7 separate regions of the Homo sapiens genome follow, and regions 1, 2, 3, 4, 6 and 7 are each linked to region 5. Evidence: chromatin contacts called from ENCODE Hi-C or POLR2A ChIA-PET data. All regions are on one chromosome and are shown on one strand. Each heading gives the region's core, a stretch centred on a gene start or an enhancer-like site at or near the end of the contact. The rest is flanking DNA. Distances are from core to core; before and after follow the strand shown. Region 1 holds the start of RBM6 (RNA binding motif protein 6). Region 2 holds the start of PFKFB4 (6-phosphofructo-2-kinase/fructose-2,6-biphosphatase 4). Region 3 holds the start of SLC26A6 (solute carrier family 26 member 6). Region 4 holds the start of RBM5 (RNA binding motif protein 5). Region 5 holds the start of USP4 (ubiquitin specific peptidase 4). Region 6 holds the start of GNAI2 (G protein subunit alpha i2). Region 7 holds the start of IP6K2 (inositol hexakisphosphate kinase 2).

Region 1 (3,306 bases), core at 227-2,726, 600 kb after region 5:
TGCAGTGACACAGTCTAGGCTCACTGCAATCTCTGCCTCCCGGGTTTAAGTGATTCTCCTGCCTCAGCCTCCCGAGTAGCTGGGATTACAGGCGCCTGCCACCAAGCCCGGGTAATTTTTTTTTTTTTTTGCGACAGTCTCCCTCTGTCGCCTAGGCTGGAGTGCAGTGGCGCTATCTCGACTCACTGCAAGCTCCGCCTCCCGGGTTCACGTCATTCTCCTGCCTCAGCCTCCTGAGTAGCTGGGACTACAGGTGCCCGCCACCACGCTCCACTAATTTTTTGTGTTTTTAGTAGAGACAGGGTTTCATCGTGTTAGCCAGGATGGTCTTGATCTCCTGACCTCGTGATCCACCCGCCTCGGCCTCCCACAGTGCTGGGATTACAGTCGTGAGCCACTGCGCCCAACTTCTTTCTTTCTTTCTTTCTTTTGAGACGGAGTCTTGCGCTGTTGCCAGGCAACAGTGCAGTGGCGCGATCTCGGCTCACTGCAACCTGTGCTTCCCGGGTTCAAGCAATTCTCTGCCTCAGCCTCCTGAGTAGCTGGGATTACAGGCATGCGCCACCACGCCTGGCTACTTTTTGTATTTTTAGTAGCGATGGGGTTTCACTATCTTGGCCAGGCTGGTCTTGAACTCCTGACCTCGTGATCCACCCACCTCGGCCTCCCAAAGTGCTAGGATTACAAGCATGAGCCACTGCGCCCGGCCTTTTTCTTTCTTTCTTTTTTTCTGAGGTGGAGTCTTGCTCTATTGTCCAGGCTGGAGTGCAGTGGCACAGTGTCGGCTCACTGCAACCTCTGCCTCTGCCTCCCGGGTTTAAGTGATTCTCCTGCCTCAGCCTCCCGAGTAGCTGGGATTACAGGCACCTGCCACCAAGCCCGGGTAATTTTTGTATTTTTGGTAGAGATGGGGTTTCACCATGTTGGCCAGGCTGGTCTAGAACTCCTGACCTCAGGTGGTCCACTCGCCGCGGCCTACCAAAGTGCTGGGATTACAGGCGTGAGCCACCGCGCCCCGCCAACCAGCTGGAGATGGCTTAAACTTACTCCCGAAGAAGCTCCCTTCCATTTCTCTCACACTAACGGACAATAAGGAGGCCTCGAGCTAGGCAGGCCAGGGCCGTACCCGAGCTGCTGGCAGGGAGCAAACCTCAGGAAAGTCAAGCCACCAAAAAACTGTAAGCCTCAATCAACTGAGAGGAAAGCACAAGAGGACCAGGTGTCACAGGGCAGAGGCCAAACCACAACTCCCAGCAGGTCACGCGGAGTAGGGCGGGTAAGCGCGCCTTCTTATTGGATGGCGATGGACAGCGTGCTCTTACGACCCACCCCAGAAGGCAAGTCCCCTGCGCGCGGGGCACGGCGGGAGTAAGAGTCTGCGGGACCGGCAGCTGTACTTCATCTCCCAGCGGGCCGAGCGCTGAAGGCAGCGGCGCGGCGCCTTTGTGGTAGCAGTGGCCCCGCGCGGAGGAAGTTCCGGTGTCCGCGGCGCTGGGTCGGTGGCGGAGGCTGAGGAGAAGGAGGAGCGGGCCGTGGAGGCTTCGCCGCCTAGGTAAGGGCCCGGGACTGGAGGGGAGGCGTGCCAGAGCCTGCCAGGGAATAGCCAGCAGACAGGCCCGCTCTAGACATCGCAGGCCCGCGCAGCCTGAAAGCTGTGGCTTCAGTGTCGCGGGGCGGCTGCGGCCTCGCTCGGGAAGAAGACCAAGCAACGGTGAGATGAGGGAGGCGCCGCCCGTGGCAGGAACGCCCCGGAACCGTCGCGGGCCTGGGGCGGGGCCCGGCGCGGCAGTAGATTACCGGTCCCGCCGCGGAGCGGCCAGCTGTGAGGCTGGGGCCGGCGCGTGGTTGCGGCTCTGTGCTCCTACTCTTCGGAGCTGTAAGCGGGCTGTTCTTGCGGTTTTCCTGTTTCAGATCCAATTCTGTGGCATCACTAGGAAGGGAGCTCTTGTGCTTAGCACGTAGCCTCGTCCTCAGACTTGGACAGACACAAGGGAGGCTCCGCTGGACCGGAGGGCACAAGAGCTCCGAGCCCGGTCGTCGGGGCGGTAGAACCTGGAAGCGGGAGAGTGGTCTGGTGGGTTCTGCGCCCGTTAGGCAATGAAGGAGAAGGATGTTTTATCGTATTCACGCTTTAGATTCCATTAGCGGTGTAAATAGATGTTTTTCTCTTTATTTTAGAATTGACGTTAGGCGAATGGGTTCAACTTTGGGAATGCCTTTTTTTTTTTTTTTTTTTTGAAGGAAGGGCCCTGTTTCGTAGGGTACATAAACCGTGAGCGTAATTGTATTTTTTGCATATTCCAGGTTTGCTTGTGAAGGTCAGAGTAGCCGGATTTAAGTGAAGGAGTTCAGTAGACATGCAGACATGGTCACCTGGTTCATTTTCTGAACCCTGGATTGTGCCCTCGGCTTGCTAGTTTCCACCTTCCTATTGAGAAATGCCACCAGCGTGAATGATTTAAATATGTCACCATTACTGAATTTGTGAGGTCTCTAACGAGAGGTGTCAAGAGCTGGTGCGTGATGGTAGGACTGGCAGTGAAGAAAGTAACTAAATAATATGTTACCATTTTGGTGAAACACAAAAGTTGAATTTGAACCTTGTCTCAGAAACTAGCATCTAACTAGATACCTAACCTGCAGGACAGGTCCCAGGTCTCTCTGGATAGTTGTAGCACCTTTCCTTATAGAATTCTATTACCAGGCCGAGCCTGGTGGCTCACACCTGTAATCCCAGCACTTTGGGAGGCTGAGGTGGGGAGTTCGAGACCAGCCTGACTAACATGGAGAAACCGCGTCTCTACTAAAAGTACAAAATTAGCCGGGCATGGTGGCACATGCCTGTAATCCCAGCTACTTGGGAGGCTGAGGCAGGAGAATCGCTTGAACCTGGGAGGCGGAGGTTGCGGTGAGCTGAGATTGCTCCATTGCACTCCAGCCTGGGCCACAAGAGTGAAACTCTGTCTCAAAAAAAAAAAAAAAAAAAAAAAAAAAAAACCCGCAAAACTCAACAAAAACCAACATAGTAGAGGCAGCGTTTCGCCTTATGCCCAGCTAATTTTTTGTATTTTTTTAGTAGAGGCGGAGTTTCGCTATGTTGGCCAGGCTGGTCTTGAACTACTGACCTCAGGTGATCCACCTGCCTTGGCCTCCCAAAGTGCTGGGATTACAGGCGTGAGCCACCGTGCCCGGCCCTGTTATAGTATTTCTAAAACAAATTGTGAGCCTGGGCAACATCGCAAAACCCTGTCTCTACAAAAAATACAAAAAAAAAAAATTAGCCAGGCGTGGTGGCATGCTCCTGTT
Region 2 (3,098 bases), core at 383-2,882, 780 kb before region 5:
CCTCCAGAAGAGTCTCAAAGGAGGGGTGGCCATAGCCCTCAGGACTGAGTGTGCATTATAGACAGCACAGCCCCACCAGGACCTACATCACAATCAAAGCCATGAGTTACCACGACTTGGTCTGGTCAGAAACATGGCCTTCCCCTGCCAGGACTCACAGTGTGGCCAGAAATACACACACCCTTCCCCCAGGACTCATATCATGATCAAAGCCATGGCTCCAGGCTGCTGCAGCAGGATGAGCACAAAGAACTCTCCCCTTGCTTATCATACATAAGCAGAGGCAGGATCACAGGGAGACCCAGGCATGTCACTCAATCTCCTGATCTCCATTTCACTGTCTGTTAAACTAGATGTTCTCTGAGGTGCTGGACAAGCTGCAAATTCATTACAATGTTTCAGTTACTCCTAAAACAAATCTTTCTTTTCCTGGTAATAAAAAAGTTGCAGGCCAGGACCCACGCCTGTAATCTCAACACTTCGGAAGGCCGAGGCCAGAGGATCCACTTGAAGCCATGAGTTGGAGACCAGCCCAGACAACATAGCAAGACCCTGTCTCTACAAAAAAAAAGAAAAAAGAAAAAAAAAAGCTGGGTGTGGTGGCGCACCTATAATCCCAGCTAATCGGGAGGTTGAGGTGGGAGGATTGCTTGAGCCCAGAAGGTCGTGGCTGCAGTGAACTATGATCGCGCCACTGCACTTGCTCCAGCTTGGGCCACTGAGCGAGACTCATCTCTTAAAAAAAAAAAAAACTGCCAGCTCATTTAAGGACAGGCAGAAACTCAAGGAAGCGGTTTAAACACCTGGGACCCTAGGAGAGGTGAGCCCCTTAACAATTCCATGAATTTCAGCATTCTCCTAGCTGTTTCACTCTCCAGTTTTACTGTACACCCATGACCCCAGGTGGATACTTACATGTCCCGGGACACAGACACAGGCCCACACGGCATACTTTTCTGTCTCTATCCTGAGCACATCTCTGCTGAAGTTCCTGCCCAAGCTCAGCTTTAAGGCCAAGAGGCACCCTTCCTCCTGTTGGAAAACTAGCCCACCTTTGAAAGTTCTGGGCTCAGAGAGGCCAAGTAATTCACCTAGGGCCACACAGCTCAGTTCCAGTCCAACAACCCGGCCCACACTCCTTGGCCAGGAGAGAGGGAAGGGCCTGGGGTGCCCACAGGGTCCTCCCCAGACTGGGGGCGATGGGGATTGGAGAGGGAAGCGAGGGGGCCAGAGCCCTCCCCGAGGTGATGGTGGCCAGACCTAGCCACCGCCAAGCCGATATGCCCCCACACACCTGTCCCCGCCCCCTGCTCTGCCACACCTGTCTCTGGCCCACCACTGTCACGACCGCCTCACCTGTCCCCAGCAGCCTCCCCAGTCACGGCAACCTCACCTGTCCCCGGTTCCCCATCTGTCTCCCGCCCCTTCTCCATGCGAGACCCCCGCCCAGGCCGCCCTACCCACCCATCCCGGTGCACCTCCCACCTCCTCCCAGAGGACCCCGCCTCACCACCGCGCTGGCAAGCGTGCAGAGCGGGCCGCCCATTGCTGTATGGCATCCAGATCTTCTTCAGGGGGTTCTGTGTCAATTCCCGTGGGGACGCCATCCCGGGGCCGGGATGAGTCGGACTGCGCCGCTTCCAACCCAGCAGCCGGGCCACCTCGGGCCACCCGAGGTCCCGCCCCTTGGGCCCCGCCCCTCCTCAAGCCGCGACAGCCCATGTCTATCTTCCCGCAGGTCCCGCCCCAGAGTGAGTAGGCTCCGCCCCAGCTGAAAGGGGCCCGGCCTCCGACCACGCATGCCCAACTCACCTACCCGCCCGTTTTGGAACAAGTGGGCCCAGTTCTTCAGGCCAGGATCGAGAATGCGCATGCTCAACTCCGGATTGTACTGGTCCCGCCCCAGTTCAAGGCCCGGATTGTGCAGGCCCGCCCCGGATGCGCAAACTCAGCTCTCCCAACCTGCCCGCGCTGATTTGCATAGGCCCCACCTACGGGCTCCGCCCTGGCGCTGCATCCCTGAGCAGCGGCACGCGTGAATTCTGCTACCTCCTTGCTAGGGAGCCCAGGGCCCCCAGGAGGGAGGGGTTTTCATGCAGTGGGACGAGGCCTACGTGACCCGCACGGCCAGGTTGGTCAGAGCCGACAGGGGCCAGTAGGCCTGCAGTCCCAGCCGTCAACTCCGCTGCGCCCTCCTGCCCCTCCTCGGGGTCCCCCTTGACTGCTCCGAGCCCCGGGACTCTTCCGCCGTCCATAGGAGCATGCTCAACCACGCTGGAAAAGCTCTTTTACCTCATGGATAGAGACTCAAAACACATTTCAATATTGTTCCTCTTTCTTTGCTTTGGCTGCTGGGAGCAAATGCGTGGGACTTTTTTTTTTTGAGACGGAGTTTCGCTCCTGTTGCCCAGGCTGGAGTGCAATGGCGCTATCTTGGCTCACTGCAACCTCCGCCTCCCGGGTTCAAGGGATGCTCCTGCCTCGGGTTCCCAAGTAGCTGGGATTACAGGCGCCCACCACCACGCCCTGCTAATTTTTGTATTTTTAGTAGAGGCGGGATTTCACCACGTTGGCCGGGCTGGTCTCGAACTCCTGACCTCAGGTGATACGCCCTCCTCAGCCTTCCAAAGTGCTGGGATTACAGGCGTGAGCCACCGCGCCCGGCCGTGCGTGGCACTTAGTAACCAAGTACTTTGGGTACTCACTAAGCCCTGGGAGTATCTTAATCGTCTTTCCAGAATTTCATTTTTTACAATTTTTTTTTGATTTTTAGTATTTTGGTTTTTTTAACTAAAGTTTTACATATTTTTTGAAAATAATATGTTAATAACATTTTCTCTTCAGGAAAATGGGATGTGCACATTGTCTATCTTACAGTATTACAGTATAAATTAAGTATGTCAATCTCTAAGAAATTCATTTTAAAATACGTTATGGTTGCCTTTTACTATATTTGTATCTCCCTCTTGTCTTTGAAAATGCACTGGGGACAAGGAACAAGGGAGAGATCCAGAAGTTCCTAAACCCCTGGCTCACTTTCTTGTTTGGCCCCCACCGGACTCCTGCAGTTTCCCGCCTCCTCGGGATCCCCAGCCCCG
Region 3 (3,269 bases), core at 259-2,758, 700 kb before region 5:
CTGCTCCCTCCCCCACCCAGTCCCTCTCCAGTCCCCAGGTCCTCCTCCAGCTGCCCCGGGAGCCCACTGCTGGCTGAGAGCACACTCAGGGAAGGGGTCCAGCAAACCAGGGGTCCAGCTCCTCAAGCAACTCCTTTCCCAAGCCTCAGGCCTCAGATGAGACCCTCCCCTCTAAGGGAAGGAAAGTGTTGGAGCCAAGCTTGCCCCTGGGCCTCCAGCCCCAGGGTCCAGGTTGTAGACGGCTCAGGCCTGTTATGGGGAAGCCAAGGACTGGCTCTCACCTGAGAAGGAGCTTGCTCTTGGAGTGGCAATCTCTCACCTAGAGGGAGAGGCTCCCACATGGAAAGGGAAGTACCCACTTGAAGTGGGGGAAAGAGCTCACCTGGGAATAGAAGCTTTCAAGGGGAATCTCACCTAGAGGGATCTCTGACCTACCAGGGAATCTTTATCAGCCTGGCAAGTTCTGATACAGGGGGAATCTTCCCTCTGCCCAGAGGCACCTACTTGAAGTCAGAGAAAGATCTCACATGGGAAGAAAAGACCTAGAGGGAGAGGGTTCTCACCTGGGGGGTACTCTCCCATAGAGAAAGCTCTGACCTCGGGCGAGGCTCCCACGTGGAATGGGGAAAAGCTGTCACCTGGGAATAGATCTCACAGAAGGATCTTACCTGGGGGAAAACTCTAGCCTGTTGGGGAAGCTTTCACCAGTCAGGAAAGTTCTGATCTAGGAAAAGCCCTGACCTGGGGAGAGGATCCCATTTGAGGGACAGGAACTCACCTGGGAAGCGCCTCTAACCTGGCTGTACTGTTGGAGGAGTGTGGAGTGGGTGCAAGGAAGATCCTCAGAGACTCTTGGGACCGCTATCTCAAGGAGATCGTAGAGCCCCCTCTCCTTTCCTACGTGAGTCACTCAGGTCTTCTTAAAGGGCTCCCTCCCCCGACAACTTGGGACCCGCGTTTGGAGGGCGGAGCCTTGATCATTGGCCCCTCCCTGTAGGAAGGCAACTGGGGCCAGAAAGGCCGGAGCGCTCACTCCGGGATCAGTGGAGCTGGGTGGACTCGGGACTCAGCTGAAAGCAGCTAGTCCACGGGCCGCTGCCAGGGACTCCCGTGCCCCACGCACCCCCGCCGGCACATCTCCTGGCCGGGCTCCTCCGCACGCAGCTGCCTCCCTGTGGCCCGGGATGGCCCTCGGGCGTCACACCAGCGGCTTTCCGCACAGCCCAAGGGACTGGGGTCGCGCCGGCTCCCGCCCCCACCCCTTGCTGCAGAGGGGCAGCCGCCTGCAGAAAATCAGCAGAGGTAAACCGAGGCGTCGCAAGCGGAGAATGCCTGCTCCAGCGAGGCGTCGCAAGCGGAGAATGCCTGCTCCAGCGAGGCGCTCGCGCGGGGCCACCGGGAATGTGCGCTGAACTCACCCCGACGCATCCGCCAGCCCCATGGCTCGCAAGTTGTCCGGTGCGGGCTGCTCCTGCTGCTCGAGCTAGAGGCCGCTACGCTCCGGAAGGCGGCGCCGGGACCGGGTGAGGCCAGCTGCGCTCTCCCGGGGGCTAATCCCGGGGCAGGACGGGGAGGCTTGGGCCAATCAGCGCGCTGGGGCGGGGCCTAAGTGGCGCGCGCCGGGCGGGGAGAGACTGGAGAAGGAGGATTTAACCGCTTCCTCCCCGGCGACCTGGCCTATGAGGCCTCTCGCTGCTCGCCCGGCCCTCTGCCCGGAGCTGGATGGGACTGCAGAACTGGAACTAAGCACCCGCGCCGGGCTGGCCGCAGTCGCGCCCCCAGGCCCTGAGTAGGTTGGAGCTGATCCCAGGTCCTGGCTCGGCGGAAGGTGCTCACGGAGTGGGAAAAGGAAACTCCACTGGCCGGTGACCCCAGCCTTAACTCGTAGGGGATCCAGGTCTGTGGGGCCTCTCTTGCCTTCAGCTGAGAGCGCCACCCGCAGGCTTTCTGCGACTACGCATCTCTTTGAGACCCGGAGCCAACGGTCCCCAAGTCCTCCCCTTTAACTCTGGCCACCCAGGCCAGAAATGGTTGGAGGATCCCCTCCGCTGCACTAAGCACAGCCCGGACGTAGCTCCCAGAAGGTTACTGCGCGGGCCGCCGAGGAGAATGGTGGGGGTCAGTGCTGTTGGGTGGGCGTCAGTGCTGTTGGGTGGGCAAGGCAGGAACTGCAAGAGCAGTTCCTCAGGTTGGTTTCACCGCAGGTGAGGGCAAAAAATGCCGGGTCAGGGCTGCAGACCCTGAAGAATTAGGAAGTCCTGTTGCCGTTGCCTTGACCAGCGGGGAGGTTTTCCTTAGCACCTTATTTTCAGCACCTGTGCTCCAACATCAGGCCCCAATTACAAAGTGAGGGGCCAGATTTCAAGGTGAAAGAGATCTGCCATGAAATGGGCTAAAAATAGCTGGATATTCTTGGGAGGGGCTCAGATTCCTCCCAAAGGTCAGTCTGGCTTGAATCATTCACAGCTTCCATCCTACCTCCCCAGCCCCCAACAGGAAAAGGCAACAACTGTTTTCTATAGAAGTTTATTCCCAAAACAGAGCGCGGCTTCACGGAACAATTTACACAGACAGGAAAGAGGGCCGCTGGGCTGGAGGAGGGGAACCCCAGAGAGGGGCATCTACGAAACCTAGGACATAGTAAAGACACCCTCCCACCCCCAGCAGGCCACTCAGCCCTTCAAGAGCTGGGGTCCTTCTCGGTAAGGAGAGTTTGGGTCCTGGCTGGTGGGATTTAGCTCCAGTCAGGGAAGTAGAATTTCTAATCTCCCAGGAAGCTGCTTCCCAAGAGTATGCATGGGGTGGTGGGTGAGGAGGTGTCTGCACAGACCACCCCCCAGCCCTGCACAGCCACTCTCCCCCGTGGTTAGAGGACGCCTACTCTCAAGGTCTTCTGGATCTGCTGTTAAACGGGACTCAAGGCTGACCTTCGGCCTGGGAGACCTGGGGGTTAGAAAACCCCTCAAGATGGCCAGGTCAGGGTCCTCACAGGTGGGTCCTCCAAGTCCCTCTCCCACTTTCCCTACCTTTCACTTGGAAACAAAGGAAAAAAAATTATCTACTGTAAACAAAGTGTAAAACTCAAAGTTTTGAGTTGTAAACAAAGTAAAAACATTTTTTGAATCTGGACTTGTAAACAGTAACAAAATTTTAAAGTCTTCAGTTCTGGACAGCAGACAAAATAGCAAAAGTAAGAGTTTTGTGAACAGGGTCGTAACAGTCATTTTTCCCTTTTTAAGGGAATAAAGGAGGAGTGGAACGGAGTCACT
Region 4 (3,533 bases), core at 862-3,361, 750 kb after region 5:
AGATATATACACTGACATCCCTCCACTTATTCTTGAAAGATTTGTTTTCCAGAGAGAGAAGAAAATGGTATAGGCACAGTTTTCTGTAACTGATGTATAACTTTCTGTAACTAATGGTATAGGCACAGTTTTCAATTTGTATGACCTGAAAAATCAGTTCTGGCTGGGTGCGGTGGCTCATGCCTGTAATCCTAGCACTTTGGGAGGCTGAGGCAGGTGGATCACCTGAGGTCAGGAGTTCGAAACCAGCCTGGTCAACATGGTGAAACCCCATCTCTACTAAAAATACAAAAATTAGCTGGGTGTGGTGGCGGGTGCCTGTAATCCCAGCTGTTTGGGAGGCTGAGGCAGGAGAATCACTTGAACCTGGGAGGCAGAGTTTGCAGTGAGTTGAAACTGTGCCATTGCACTCCAGCCTGGGCAACAGGAGCAAAACTCCATCTCAAACAAACAAACAAACAAAAATGTTTGCAAAGCATCTAGGGCAATAATATAGCATCTAGTAAAGCGATCAACTAATGTTCCTCATTTTAATTTATTTTTTATTTTTATTTTTTTTTGAGATAGAGTCTTGCTGTGTTGCACAAGCTGGAGTGCGGTAGAGCAATCTCGGCTCACTGCAACCTCCGCCTCTTGGGTTCAAGCGATTCTCCTACCTCAGCCTCCCAAGTAGCTGGGATTATAGGTGTGCGCCACCACACCCAGCTAATTTTTGTATTTTTAGTAGAGACGGGGTTTAGCCATGTTGGCCAGGCTGGTCTCGAACTCCTGAGCTCAGCTGATCCACCTGCCTCGGCCTCCCACAGTGCTTGGATTACAGGCATGAGCCATCATGCCTGGCCCCTCCTTTTTATTTATTTATTTATTATTATTATTATTATTATTATTATTATTATTATTATTATTATTTTGAGACTGAGTCTTGCTCTGTCACCCAGGCTGGAGTGCAGTGGCACGATCTCAGCTCACTGCAACCTCTGCCTCCCTGGTTCAAGTGATTCTCCTGCCTCAGCCTCCCTAGTAGCTGGAACTACAGGTGCATGCCACCATGCCCGGCTAATTTTTGTATTTTTAGTAGAGACGCGGTTTCACCATATTGGTCAGGCTGGTCTTGAGCTCCTGACCTCGTGATCCACTTGCCTCGGCCTCCCAAAGTGCTGGGATTACAGGCGTGAGCCACTGCGTCCAGCCTTTTTTTTTTTTTTTTTTGAAACAGAGTCTCACTCTGTTGCCCAGGCTGGAGTGCAGTGGCGCAATCTCGGCTCACTGCAAGCTCCGCCTCCCGGGTTCACACCATTCTCCTGCCTCAGCCGCCCAAGTAGCTGGGACTACAGGCGCCCGCCACCATGCCCAGCTAATTTTTTTGTATTTTTAGTAGAGACGGGATTTCACCGTGTTAGCCAGGATGGTCTCGATCTCCTGACCTTGTGATCCGCCCGCCTTGGCCTCCCAAAGTGCTGGGATTACAGGAGTGAGCCACCGCGCCCAGCACCGGCCTCCTTTTTATTTTTTAGCGACAGTTTCTCGCATTGTCCCCAGGCTGGAGTGCTGTGACGAGATCACAGCTCACTGCAGCCTCGACCTCTTGGGCCCAAGCGAACCTCTCACCTCAGCTCCTGAGTAGCTGGGACAAGAGGTGCACGCCACCATGCTCAGTTAATTTTATTTTTTGTAGAGATAGGATCTCACTGTGTTTCCCAGGCTGGTCTCGAACTCCTGGCCTCAAGCGATCCTCCTGCCTCGGCCTCCCAAAATGCTGGCTTGTGAGTGAGCCACCACTTCACGCACGGTCTCCTTTTGAAGTAGAATTAGACAATGTTTTACACCGTGCCAGTGAAAGCAAACTGTACTCTCTACGGCGCTAGTAGCAAAAGCAAAGAATTATTAACATGCCTAATAGGAGCCCTAAAAACTAATCCAGGTCTGCAAAAGCCGATCGACAACTCTGTAGTGATTTAGAAGAGAATTGCAAGACATTAACACAGAGCGTCCTAAGTGACAGGATGGTCTGGCGACCACATTTCCCGGCAGCCCTCGCACAGCCAGGCCGCTTCGAGGATTGGACTTCTCCGCAGGAGGCGGGTGACAGGGGGAGGGGATAAGCGTGAGGTACTGTGGGTAGGAGACGGCCGTCGGCGGAGGCGCCATTTTGTGTAGCCGCCGAACCTTGTTGGAGGTTCTGGGGCGCAGAACCGCTACTGCTGCTTCGGTCTCTCCTTGGGGTAAGTGCGGCGGCTGTCTGTAACGACGGTAGGTTCTTGCCATTTGGGCTGGCCCCCAAGCCTCCCTTGTCAGCTGCCGGAGGCGACTGATCAGCTCCAGCCGGTTCTGTAGAGGGGCTAAATTACCCCAGGCGTTGGAGGGCCGCGCCCTTCCTTGTTGCCAGCTCTGTCAGTTTCCAGAGGGTGTCCAGCCAGCTCAGCCTTGGGCCTGCTTCTTTCTGGCTGTGACTTTGCCCCTTGTGGATACACGTCCCCTAATCTTCAGCCCAACGGAGCAGTGGAGCCGTCGCCTGTCCCTCGGGCACTCCTTGGGAGCTCCCTGGCAGTCTCTGGCCGCCATCCCCCGCTCAACTGCAACTGAATCGCCCTCTCCGAAAAGCTGTTCGGTGATCGCCCATCTGCGGGTTTGGAACCTCTTGGGAGGCGGGAGGGGCATGTGCGGGGAGGGCAGGCCGGACGCTGGAGTCGGTCGAGCAGGCCGTGACGCCGCCATCTCGGCCGCGAGACCCCACGGAGGTGGGTGCCGGCACCGCCCGGGAGACAAGGGGCGGCACCAGTGAATATGCCCCGGGACTTGTTTCCCCCCAGTGGTTCTTTTTCATTTATTAATTTCAACAAATCGTTGAGCATTCGCTCTAGACTAGGCTTCCAGAGACTACTGGAACTGATTTTTCGGACCTCGCGCTCATCGAACGCGGTCCAGCAGTGTGATGTCTTATTACCAACGGGGGGCGGGGGGCCGGGCTGTTCACTACTCAGTGGTTTGTAGTCATAAGAACTGGCTCAAGACGTGGTGGTTATTGTTACCTAGGAATTAGGTCGTTTCTAGCTTTGCTCTTGTCTTATGCGATACGTTATTAATGTAGTAGATTTCAGTCAGCTCAGTATCCCAGCTTCTACGAGGTTTTACATTTTTCATCAGAAGTGTTTGAATTTCATGTTGCTCCTTGTATTAATGAAGACACTTGGATTAATGTTTTAACGGTCAACTATCCCACGGAGTTGCTTTGATACAAAACCAAGGAGCTGATTGTAGCTCTGCCCTTTTTGCTTTGTAATTCTAAGGTAGGAGCAGGGAAGGAGTCTTCTGCTTGCTCCGTATTATGATTCTGTTAAATCTGGAATCTAATATTTTAAAATATGCTTAATCTTCCGGTTTTGCTCATTGTTAACAAAATGTTAGCACGATTTTAACGTTGACAGTTTGTCCCCACCACTTCCCCACCTTAGATAATCACTGTCAATGATTTGAAGGTTTGATGAAATCCCAGCCTCAGTAGTATCCAAGCTATGGAGCTGCTGACTTAAGTG
Region 5 (3,349 bases), core at 809-3,308:
GAGATCGCGCCACTGCACTCCAGCCTGGTGATGCAGCGAGACTTCGTCTCAAAAAAAAAAAAAAAAAAAAAAAAAAAAAGTATCTCTATGCTGTTTTACAATTAAAACAATCTCTGTGGAGCAACAAAGCATCAACAATTATATTGGTGCATCCTTAAAATTTTATAACCAACAAATGTGAGAGGAGGTCAGGCAGCTTCCCAGAGGTCACAAGGATCCATAAACACATCCATCTCTAAAATGCTATTTTTCTTCCAAATCCCTTGAGCAATACCTTCCATACAATTTTACTGTATGATTTTAGTCTATCTTAAACTTCCTCTACTTCTGCTGAGTATTCTTTATGAACCCTATAGAGGTTAACTTAAAAAGTACCTCTGCTAGGCCGGGCGCAGTAGCTTCCGCCTGTAATCCCAGCACTTTGGGAGGCCACAGCGGGCGATCACCTGAGATCTGGAATTCGAGACCAGCCTGACCAAAATGGAGAAACCCCGTCTCTACTAAAAATACAAAAAAAATTAGCCGGCCGTGGTGGCGCATGCCTGTAATCCTAGCTACTGGGGAGGCTGAGGCAGGAGAATCGCTTGAACATGGGAGGGGGAGGTTGCCGTGACCCGAGATCGCGCCATTGCCCTCCAGCATGGGCAACAAGAGCGAAATTCCTTCTCAAAAAAAAAAAAAAAAAGAAAAGAAAAGAAAAGAAAACACAAAAAAAGTACCTCTGTTTACCCTGCCTTTCACAAACTGGTTAGCTCAAGGTGAATACATAAGCTGTTATCTGTACTCCTCCTAACCCCAATTTTTCTATTCTCCTGCTCAATTCCTCGGCAGATCATCACCACAATGATTTCTTAAAGATAGGTAACACTCGGGCCGAGCACGGTGGCTCCCACCTGTAATCCCAGCACTTTGGGAGGCCGAGGCGGGTGGATCATAAGGTCAAGAGTTTGAGACCAGCCTACCCAACATGGTGAAACCCGGTCTCTACTAAAAATACAAAAAATTAGCTGGGTGTGGTGGCGTGAGCCTGTAATCCCAGCTACTCGGGAGGCTGAGGCAGGAGAATCGCTTGAACCCGGGAGGCGGAGGTTGCCGTGAGCCAAGATCACGCCACTGCACTCCAGCTTGGGCAACAAGAGTGAAACTCCATCTCAAAACAAAACAAAACAAACAAGATGGGTAACAATCATACTCGATGCAAAGTCTAGCCTTAGTTTTTCTACTCCTACACAATTACACCACCCAGGAATCTCTCCAGTAGTACAAAGTATTGTCCCCTCTACTAAACAATCTATTAAGATGCCTAATAACTCAGCCTGGGTCTTCTAAATTCTGGACCCTTCATCTTCTATCTAGCTCCAGGACCTAGGCTATCCTCCTCTCCCACTCCAAGACACTGCTGCCGCAAATATTTTTGACACTTGCTACCAAAATAATCGGGGTTCTCAGACATTTGTTCAGCTTCTGACCTTGACATCTGTTGGCAGTTTACAAGTTACAAAGTATCTACTTCTGATTTTCCCCTCAACCCACTGAGGTCGGTGAGCCAAATATTGCTATCCTGGTTTTAACAGTGAGGAATCCAGGTCTGTGACACCTTCGCCCAAGGTCACACGGCGAGTCCTCATGGTAAAGGGCTCTCCCCACCCTTAGGGTCCCCACCAACCTTCCCCTTCTCCACATCCCTCCTCCTGGCCCCCGCCGGGCCCGCCCCCTAGGGCTCCAAATGAACTGAGACGACACTCAGGCCCCGCCTGCGCTTTCCCAGAGCTGATCCTGGAGTTATTCTCCTGAGGGGCAGGTGTCAGGCTACTCTTCCAGGGTCACTACATACCATCCCCGCCCAGCCCCTACTCTAGCCGAGAAAAAGGAGGCCCCTTTTTCTCGGCCCCTGGTTCTGCATAGAGGAAGAGCGAGCCGGGAGCTCACCACTGCGCCCCGCGTTGGAGTGTGGTCCTCATTAAGGGTCCAAGCTCGGACTTCTGAGTCTCCGCATCCGGTCGCTCACGGCAGCCTCCACCTTCCGCCATCTCCTCCGCGGCCCCGGCCCAGCCGGCCCGGACATCCGCCCCGCGCGCGGCGTGCTATAGACCGCGCCCACGCACGCACGCTCGCGTGCCCGCCCCTGCCCCACCTCGAGCCGCGGCCTTCGGCTCCTGCAGCCGCTGTCTTTTCTCCCCTCCGCTCTCGCGCCACCTAGCTCACCGGCGAACAGTGGAGCGGAAAGGCACACGCGAGAGGGGTGGGCGGGGAGCAGCAGCTGCTACTTCCTCCCGCCCTGCCGCCCGCTACGCGGCCTTCGGGCGCCCCTTCCTCTGCTCAGGATGGCGCTACACTTCGAAGCTCTGTTCAGCCCGCCGATCTCAGGGAGTTAGGCAGCAAGCCCACGACCCATCGGGCACCCCAGCCTGGCCTTCGAGGTTATCGTGGTCCTAAATAAATGCAGGCCAGGTGCGAGAAGCCCGGTAGTTAGGTCTGCTCATTCTCACCCCTGCAATTCCGCTTTCAGCTGGAGGCCTTAGGCGAGTCAGCTGCCCAAACGTGGGATCGGGGCTCCTGCTCCAGCGGCCCTACAGGGATTTCGGGAAGTACCATGTGCACCAGCGCCTTGGGACCAAGACTCAATGGTGTGTTGTAGTCATTAACAGTCGCCTTAAACAGTCGACGCCAGAGCCACCTGGCCCACCGCAGAATTCCGTCAGCTCTTCATACTGAGCTACTTGCCAAGCAGCCACAGAGGGGCGATAGCAACAGGGGAAGGAGAGGTACTCCACATTAGTTACCCAGGCGTGTACTTAGTTCCTGGAACAAGATACAACGTCCTGAACACTATGTTTTCCAGTCGCCCCGCTCACACACACAACCCTCCTCTTGGAGGGAGAAGTAAACCCAGAGGAAAGAGGAAGTCAGGCAGTTGGTCTAGATGCGTCTCCATACACTTGTCTAACAGTCCTTGTCCTCAGAGAAAAATAAGACCTAGTTCCTGCCCTCATAGAATCTAGTAGAAAAGAAGAGATGTTACAGAAATAACCTCAATGCCTAGCAGTATGTGGTAAGTGCCATTAAAGTGTGTGAACCAGGCCGGGCGCGGTGGTTCAAGCCTGTCGTCCCAGCACTTTGGGAGGCTGAGGCGGAAGGATAGGTTCAGCCCAGGAGTTAGAGACCAACCTCGGCAACATAGCGAAATCCCGTCTCTACAAAAAAATACAAAAAATAGCCGGGCAGTGGCTCGCGTCTGTGGTCCCAGGTACTTGGGAGGCTGAGGTAGGAAGATCCCTTGAGCCCAGGAGGTCGAGGTTGCAGTGAGTCGAGATGGCGCCACTGCACTTGAGACTGGACGGCAAAGTGA
Region 6 (3,328 bases), core at 720-3,219, 900 kb after region 5:
TTTTGTATTTTTAGTACAAAATACACCGTGTTAGCCAGGATGGTCTCCATCTCCTGACCTCGTGATCTGCCGCCTCGGCCTCCCAGTACTGGGATTACAGGCGTGAGCCACCGTGCCCGGTCTTTTTTTTTTTTTTTGAAATGGAGTTTCACTCTTGCCCAGGCTAGAGTGCAATGGCATGATCTCAGCTCACTGCAACCTCCGCCTCCTGGGTTCAAGTGATTCTCCTGCCTCAGTCTCCCAAGTAGCTGGGATTACATGTGCCCACCACCACACCCCGCTAATTTTTTGTATTTTAGTAGAGACAGGGTTTCTCCATGTTGGTCAGGCTGGTCTCGAACTCCTGACCTCAAGAGATCTGCCTGCTTCAGCCTCCCAGAGTTGCTGGGATTATAGGCATGAGCAACCATGCCCAGCCAAAATGTGTACCAAGGTTCTAAGGAAGGGGTTTATGCTAAACACCGGGCTGTTGGTGGCAAGCACCCTGTCTTGCTTCAGGGGCCTTCCCTTTGGGCTGGGGCCTCCTAGCCTCATGGCACTGGGGTCACACAAAATGCCTTCGTGGTTAATTTTTGGCAGACCCTTCAAATGTCCAATCGAGGGTGGGGCTCTGGGCTGCTCCTGGAGCACAGGATCAGAAAGACTTGAAATGTTCAGCTAGAAACACTGCTGCTTCCACCCCACCTTTGCCTGGCCATAGGGTTGCAGCCATTGCCCAGTGGGGACAGGCCACAGGAGGGTGGGATGTGGGATCATGGCCACCTCCAGACGTGGACAGGCCATGGAAGAGACAGGTCATAAGATCATGGCCACTTTTGTTTCTAGAAGTCCAGTGGCAACTTCTTCCTCTTTCTTCCCTCCCAACCCCCTCACCCTGCCTGCCCGCCCTCCTCTCTTCCTCCCTCTCCACCCTCTCATCCTCTCTCCCTTTCTCCCTTGGGTCCTGATTGCCTGGTCCCAGATTGGAGTCCAGGATGGCTGCCTGCCGAAGAATGCCTCCCGGTAGATTGGGGAAGGATGGATATGAGAAGCCACCCAGCTAAAGGAGACAGCCTAGGCAAAGGTGTAAAGATGGAAACCAATTTTTTTTTTTTTTTTTGAGACGGAGTCTTGCTCTGTCGCCCAAGCTGGAGTGCAATGAATGGCGCGATCTCGGCTCACTGCAACCTCCGCCACCCGGGTTGAAGCAGTTCTCCCGCCTCAGCCTCCTGAGCAGGTGGGATTACAGGCGCCCACGACCACGCCCGGGTAATTTTTGTATTTTTAGTAGAGATGGGGTTTCACCATGTTGGCCAGGCTGGTCTAGAACTCCTGACCTCAAGTGATCTGCCCGCCTCGGCCTCCTAAAGTGCTGGGATTACTGGCGTGAGCCACTGCGCCCGGCCTTTTTTTTTCCTTTTTCGACTAGCTGCAACCCAGAGGGAGAAGGCGGTAAACCCGCCTTAAGACTGAGAAAACCGCAGTCCAGAAAGGCTCCCGAGTTCGTAGATCCCAAAACAAGTTTACTGGACTCATTAACTTTAACAAATGACAAAGACACGCCTCCTCCACCTAACTCGCCCAACTCGCAGAAGCTCAGAGGGCTGGTTCCTGCTCTGCCCTCGAGGGCACCGGATCCCCACCCTCGGGTTAACAGATCCGCCCTCCCGGCTGTCCAGCAACAGAGCTCCCGGCGCTCCGCACCCAATCACAGCCCGGTCCCGCCTGCAGCCCGCCCAGTGCCGGGTCCCGGGGTTTGGAACCACCCCTATTGCCTTTTCTCCGCGTGGCCCCGCCTGCAGCCCAGGCCCGAGCCTGGGCTGCGCCTAACTTCCCCCTTCGCTCCGCCCTCGAGCCAATCAACAGCCTCTAATCTCCTCTGGCCCCGCCTGCAAGCCCGCCCCGGCCCAGTCACAGGCTTGGTTCGCCCAGGCCCCACCCCCGGCCCGCCCCGCCGTCGGTGCGCGGCGGTAGGGAAGGCGCCTCCCGCAGTCGCTCGGAACTGCCGACCCGAGTGCTTCCCGCAGAGGGCTGGTGGTGGGAGCGGAGTGGGTCGGGCGGGGCCGAGCCGGGCCGTGGGCCGTGTGGGGGCCGGGCGGCGGCCGGGCCGGCGGACGGCGGGATGGGCTGCACCGTGAGCGCCGAGGACAAGGCGGCGGCCGAGCGCTCTAAGATGATCGACAAGAACCTGCGGGAGGACGGAGAGAAGGCGGCGCGGGAGGTGAAGTTGCTGCTGTTGGGTGAGGCCGCGTCCCGCACTGGGATCCTTGATTCCCAGCTCGAATCCCCAGACAAGGACTTTGACCTCCCAGACTAGGGCTTCAAACTCCCAGACCCGGGCTGTCTGGGACCCCACACCTGGGCCAGGACCAGGGTTGAAAACTCTAGATTGGACTAGACCTTTGATCCTGCCCAGACTCTAGACCAGACCCCTGTCTCATCCCAGACCCCAGACCTCCAAATCCAGTCAACAGTGCCCCAACACCCGCGGTCCAGTGCCCTGCTTGGCCATCCCCCCTTGCTAACTAGCTTCACAGAACTTCAGAGCCCCGCCATCCTTCCCTACACTTTGCCCAAACCCCCAGGATGCCCGCCACTTGTTCCCCAACCCTCAGGCTCCGCTTGTTTTCCTCACCTGCGCCTTTTATTCCTATTGGGCATGAGCATCCCGCGGGGCCCCTGCCAGGCCCCCCACCCACTCCCTCCTTCTCCTTCTGTGCCCCATCCCTAGTCTGGAATCTGTATCCTCCACCTGTGCACTCTGACCCAAGGAACCTCTCGAGTGGGAAACTGCTCTTGAGCCCCATCTCCAGCTGGAACCCCTTCAGCGAGCCCTGCTCCCTGCTTCCTGCCCTCCAGATCCTTCTCTGCAGGCATCACTCCCGAAACCCTCTGCTGATCCTCCCCTAAGTCCTCTTACACTCTGGCCTTCCCCAGATCCCTCCACCCTTCCTGCACCAAGTGGGCTGGGCTAGGAGGCGGGAGCCCTGGGTTGGAGAGGGCCTAGGCTGCCTTATGCAGAACCCCCACGGGGCTGGATTGAGGCTCCACTGGTCACGCTGGGGGAGGGGGCCAGGCCTCAGGCTTCCCAAGGAGGCTCTATGTTTTCCAGTTTCGAAGGCCAGTCTGGGAAGTAGGAGAGAGAGTGGAGGAGTTAGGGTTGTGGCCGCCTCCAAGGCCAGAAAAGATGGTGGCTGCTAGAGGAGTGGGGGGAAGTGGAAGTGGTGAGACAGCCGACATATTGCTGCCCCTGCGGGTGAGCCCAGGAGATCTGCTAGTAGGTGCTGGGCTGCCCACACCCCTTCTGGGCTGCAAGGCCTGGGATGTAGCCTCTGAGAGTTGGGGGGCT
Region 7 (3,306 bases), core at 517-3,016, 620 kb before region 5:
CTTTCCTGGCACATTCCACTGCTCAGACAGATACAGGGCTAGCATACAGTGTACCTGTCTGTCACCTAGGAAGCTTTGAAACACAAAAGAAATCTATTATATCTGTTACACTGATTTCTAGATCTCCCAGGTCCCTGCCTTGCTCCCTCCCTACCCAGGCCCTGCATAAAAAACAAACCAAACAAACAAAAAGCTAGTTTCTACAATTGTATTAACTCTAGTCAGTGTTCTTATCCATTTCATTTCTTTCTCTCTCTCTCTTTTTTTTTTTTTTTTTGTAGAGACAGGGTGTTGCTATGTTGCCCAGGTTGATCTTGAACTGCTGGGCTCAAGTGATTCTCCATTTGATTTCTAACAATGCCTGTGAATTCTAAAGTCACAAAGCAGGTAAATCTATCGAAATGACAATGTCAGACAAGACCACAGAAAATAGAAAAAAAATTTTAAATGACAGTTAACAGTTTAACTTTTTCTCAAAAAAAAAAAAAGTTACTAGGCCATCAATTTGCCTATTATGTCAAATGTGATAAAGTATTCATTTGGCCCTTTCTAACTCTGATAGTGGCTAAAGTTAAAACAACACCCTGAAGCTTCTCTTTAAATACTTAACACCCAAGTTACACGATGCAATTATACAAACCCCACAGCAACAACCTATATAAATAAGCATCTTAGTTCACTTAAAATATTACCTGGCTACAACTGCAAATACAGCAAACATTTTAAACACTAGAATTCAACAAAATTACTGTAATCATGGTCCTCTATTAAAAATATCATAGAACCGATGATCTACAACATTTTTGTTACCACGTTCCAAAGTGCCAGTACTTTTTCTTAAAACTATTCAAGATGATTTTTTGTTCTGTGTACATTCTGCTACGGAAATGTTTAATTCCAAGCAGTGACTAGTTCTGTTTTCCCTGGTATTTAAGAGCACTGGATTTTACTGGTTTCTACATTTTATTTTCACTCACTTTTCTGCTAGTGTAGCTTAGTTGATATATGAGAACGAATACAATCCTAAAATGAAATAAGCCATTAGGATGCAAAAGACAAAAGCGGTCTGTAATCAAACGTAAAGAGTGGAAATATCACTATAAAGGTGTCCTCTTATCCATTTAAAGGCATTTTTTCTATAATAAGGTTAAGTGTGTAGATTCCCTCATCGAACACCATCTGACGGGCCCAAATGGCATTCAACACTCAAAATGGCTGCACATCTGCCGACCCCAGGTAACAGTACCTGAGGCGCTGAGCTGACTCCCTATCCAAAGATCCGGGAAGACCCCTCCACCCGCCAAATATCTGGGGAGATCGTGGCCGCCAATGACCTGGGGAGACCCCTCAATGACACCGTAGATCTTGCGCTTCCCAAGACCCGGGGAGATCTCAATGACCAGGAAAGATCCTGCCCTCCCCCAAACCCGGGAGACCCCCTCCAATGACCGGGGAGGATGCTGGACCCCCAAAACCACGGAAATCCCTCCCCCAATGATCAGAAGAAAAACCCTCCTCCCAAATGACCCAGGGAAATCGAATCCACAGGGACCCCGGGAGATTTCCCCCACAATGACCACGGAAGAAGTCTTTCCCAAATAACCTGGGAGACTCCAATGATCAGAGATCCCGTTTCCCAGTAGCCTGAAAAAATCTCCCTCAAAGCTCCTCGGGCACTAGGGCCATAGGACGCGAGCTTTACCTGCCGCCTCAGCCGGGTTCCTCGGCGTTTCCGTCCTATTGTTTCTCTCGCACCAAAATGGCTGCGGCCAGGCCGAGCCCCGCCCCCTGCACCTCGCTCCCGGTGCCCCTCACTATTGGCTCGTCCTAGGAGCTGCGCACGCGGACTGGACAGCCTGAAAGGCGCTGTTGCTAGGGTGCCAGGATTCGCTGCAGCAGCTTCCGGAAAAGGCGGTGACTGGGGGCGGGGCCAGAGAGGGCGGAGCATTGTCCTCCGTCTGGGAGGGTGGGCCGGAGGTCTGACGGGCGGTTGGGTGGATAGACTAGCTGCGGGCCGATGGACAGCAGGATACCTGGGAAACAGATGGATTGACCAACAGTCTTGGTTTGTTCAGTAGTGAGCGATTTCGCAGGATGCAGGAATTTCAATGCTAACACAGAGACAGTCCACTACAAACTGGGAAGTTGGTCACTCTAGCAGATGGACAGAAGACTGGATGTGAATAGACGGAAAGAGGGACAAAAGAGTGCCTGTAGACGGTGGACAAAGAAATGGTTATAGATACAGACAGACAGATTATTAGATATGGAAGGGTGGACAGAGAAGTGGCCATAGAGTTTTCTGGGGACTGGTGGATGACCCAGTGCCCAACCCAGCTCCCACCAAGCACCACACCACAGGGCTTGTCTGAGGCTCATTTGTCTTGGGCCTGTGTTGGACAGAAGGGCTCTCACCTGAGTGAATGTCAGCATAGCTGTGAAAGGCAAAGGAGAGGGTTAGTGCCACTGAGAATGGGCAGAGCCTCCTACCTGATCTCTGCTCTTTCTGTAAAGGAGAACAATGTTGCAGCCCTGTGTACTGGGCATTTGCAAAGGTGTAAATTCACTCATACACTTTTTAATTCAACAAGTATTTATTAAGCACTTACACTCGGTATTGGAAATACAGCAGTGAACAAAAAAGGAAAATAAATAAATATCCCTGACCTTATAACAGTGGATAGGAGAGACTTCTGTGAGCAGCTCCTCTCACCTTAGCATGTGGTTTCCAGGGCTCCATGTCCTCCTGGTTTCCTCCAGTCTCACCAGTTTCTCATCTGTGTGTTTTCTCTTTGTCTACACTCACTCTTCCAAAATCTTATCCAGGCTCATGACTTCAAATGCCACCTACATGTCAATCACTCCTAAAAGTGTTTGTCCAGTCCAGACCCTTCCTGAGTGGCAGATTCACTAGTCCCACTGTCAACTAGACATCTGCACTCTGACTTCCAGTTGCTGGCATCTCAAACGCAACTTGTGCTACCCTAACACTGGCTCATCCGCCAAACCTACTTCACCCCACTTTCCCCAAATTGAGTGATAGCATCTCAGCCCTTCTTATTGCTCAAGTCAAACACCTCAAAGTACCCCTTGACTACTCTCTTTCCCATCTATATTCAGTGCACCAGGAAGGTCTGCTGTCTCCATCAGCATCATCTACCCAGAATGAAATCACTTCTTGCCACCTCCATACCTTTCACTGAGTCCAAACTGCCACCATTTCTCTTGAGTGCAATGTCACAGCTGCCTCCTGGTCTCCTCTTGCTGCCCCTGATGCCTTCAGTCTGTTCTGCACACATCAGCCTG

Evidence for each region. Hi-C counts contacts between places; a loop is a spot of excess contacts on that map. ChIA-PET counts read pairs that join two places held with the same protein, here RNA polymerase II (POLR2A). Pooled maps may share reads with other maps.
Region 1: a pooled map shows a loop between it and region 5 (17-fold over the local background). The contact joins the promoter of RBM6 here to the promoter of USP4 in region 5. A Hi-C loop is called at or near these places in 1 of 168 maps with a recorded cell type or tissue (breast epithelium), 4 of 37 single-sample maps with no recorded cell type and 9 of 50 pooled maps. POLR2A ChIA-PET finds 5 or more read pairs at or near these places in 5 of 52 experiments (CD4-positive, alpha-beta T cell, CD4-positive, alpha-beta memory T cell, OCI-LY7 and 2 more).
Region 2: a pooled map shows a loop between it and region 5 (21-fold over the local background). The contact joins the promoter of PFKFB4 here to the promoter of USP4 in region 5. A Hi-C loop is called at or near these places in 1 of 37 single-sample maps with no recorded cell type and 8 of 50 pooled maps.
Region 3: a map of naive thymus-derived CD4-positive, alpha-beta T cell shows a loop between it and region 5 (7-fold over the local background). The contact joins the promoter of SLC26A6 here to the promoter of USP4 in region 5. A Hi-C loop is called at or near these places in 1 of 168 maps with a recorded cell type or tissue (naive thymus-derived CD4-positive, alpha-beta T cell) and 6 of 50 pooled maps.
Region 4: a pooled map shows a loop between it and region 5 (7-fold over the local background). The contact joins the promoter of RBM5 here to the promoter of USP4 in region 5. A Hi-C loop is called at or near these places in 5 of 50 pooled maps. POLR2A ChIA-PET finds 5 or more read pairs at or near these places in 2 of 52 experiments (CD4-positive, alpha-beta T cell and activated B cell).
Region 6: a loop to region 5 is called in a map of B cell, with 6 times the contacts of the local background. The contact joins the promoter of GNAI2 here to the promoter of USP4 in region 5. A Hi-C loop is called at or near these places in 1 of 168 maps with a recorded cell type or tissue (B cell), 2 of 37 single-sample maps with no recorded cell type and 8 of 50 pooled maps. POLR2A ChIA-PET finds 5 or more read pairs at or near these places in 4 of 52 experiments (GM12878, activated B cell, activated T-cell and 1 more).
Region 7: a map of naive thymus-derived CD4-positive, alpha-beta T cell shows a loop between it and region 5 (17-fold over the local background). The contact joins the promoter of IP6K2 here to the promoter of USP4 in region 5. A Hi-C loop is called at or near these places in 1 of 168 maps with a recorded cell type or tissue (naive thymus-derived CD4-positive, alpha-beta T cell) and 8 of 50 pooled maps. POLR2A ChIA-PET finds 5 or more read pairs at or near these places in 4 of 52 experiments (CD4-positive, alpha-beta T cell, T-cell, activated CD4-positive, alpha-beta T cell and 1 more).

The regions. Positions count from the first base shown.
Region 1 is chr3:49,938,674-49,941,979 of GRCh38, forward strand. It overlaps RBM6 (RNA binding motif protein 6), which reads left to right and starts at 1,477. Exons shown (of 21, transcript NM_005777.3): 1 at 1,477-1,552. RefSeq lists enhancers at 1,107-1,629, 1,338-1,397, 1,428-1,477, 1,508-1,567, 1,630-2,151 and a silencer at 1,708-1,907.
Region 2 is chr3:48,555,171-48,558,268 of GRCh38, forward strand. It overlaps PFKFB4 (6-phosphofructo-2-kinase/fructose-2,6-biphosphatase 4), which reads right to left and starts at 1,633. Exons shown (of 14, transcript NM_004567.4): 1 at 1,511-1,633. The coding sequence starts at 1,607. RefSeq lists enhancers at 2,036-2,125, 2,256-2,345.
Region 3 is chr3:48,633,953-48,637,221 of GRCh38, forward strand. SLC26A6 (solute carrier family 26 member 6) reads right to left here and starts at 1,509. Exons shown (of 21, transcript NM_022911.3): 1 at 1,419-1,509. The coding sequence starts at 1,441. CELSR3 (cadherin EGF LAG seven-pass G-type receptor 3) reads right to left here. Exons shown (of 35, transcript NM_001407.3): 35 at 2,511-3,269. RefSeq lists silencers at 948-1,047, 1,438-1,717.
Region 4 is chr3:50,086,808-50,090,340 of GRCh38, forward strand. RBM5 (RNA binding motif protein 5) reads left to right here and starts at 2,112. Exons shown (of 25, transcript NM_005778.4): 1 at 2,112-2,222. RefSeq lists enhancers at 1,969-2,560, 2,080-2,249, 2,290-2,399, 2,561-3,151.
Region 5 is chr3:49,337,995-49,341,343 of GRCh38, forward strand. USP4 (ubiquitin specific peptidase 4) reads right to left here and starts at 2,059. Exons shown (of 22, transcript NM_003363.4): 1 at 1,930-2,059. The coding sequence starts at 2,030. RefSeq lists a silencer at 2,000-2,189 and enhancers at 2,230-2,729, 2,360-2,529, 2,620-2,679.
Region 6 is chr3:50,234,235-50,237,562 of GRCh38, forward strand. It overlaps GNAI2 (G protein subunit alpha i2), which reads left to right and starts at 1,970. Exons shown (of 9, transcript NM_002070.4): 1 at 1,970-2,219. The coding sequence starts at 2,102. RefSeq lists enhancers at 627-1,237, 1,238-1,848 and a silencer at 1,718-2,177.
Region 7 is chr3:48,715,455-48,718,760 of GRCh38, forward strand. It overlaps IP6K2 (inositol hexakisphosphate kinase 2), which reads right to left and starts at 1,767. Exons shown (of 6, transcript NM_016291.4): 1 at 1,703-1,767.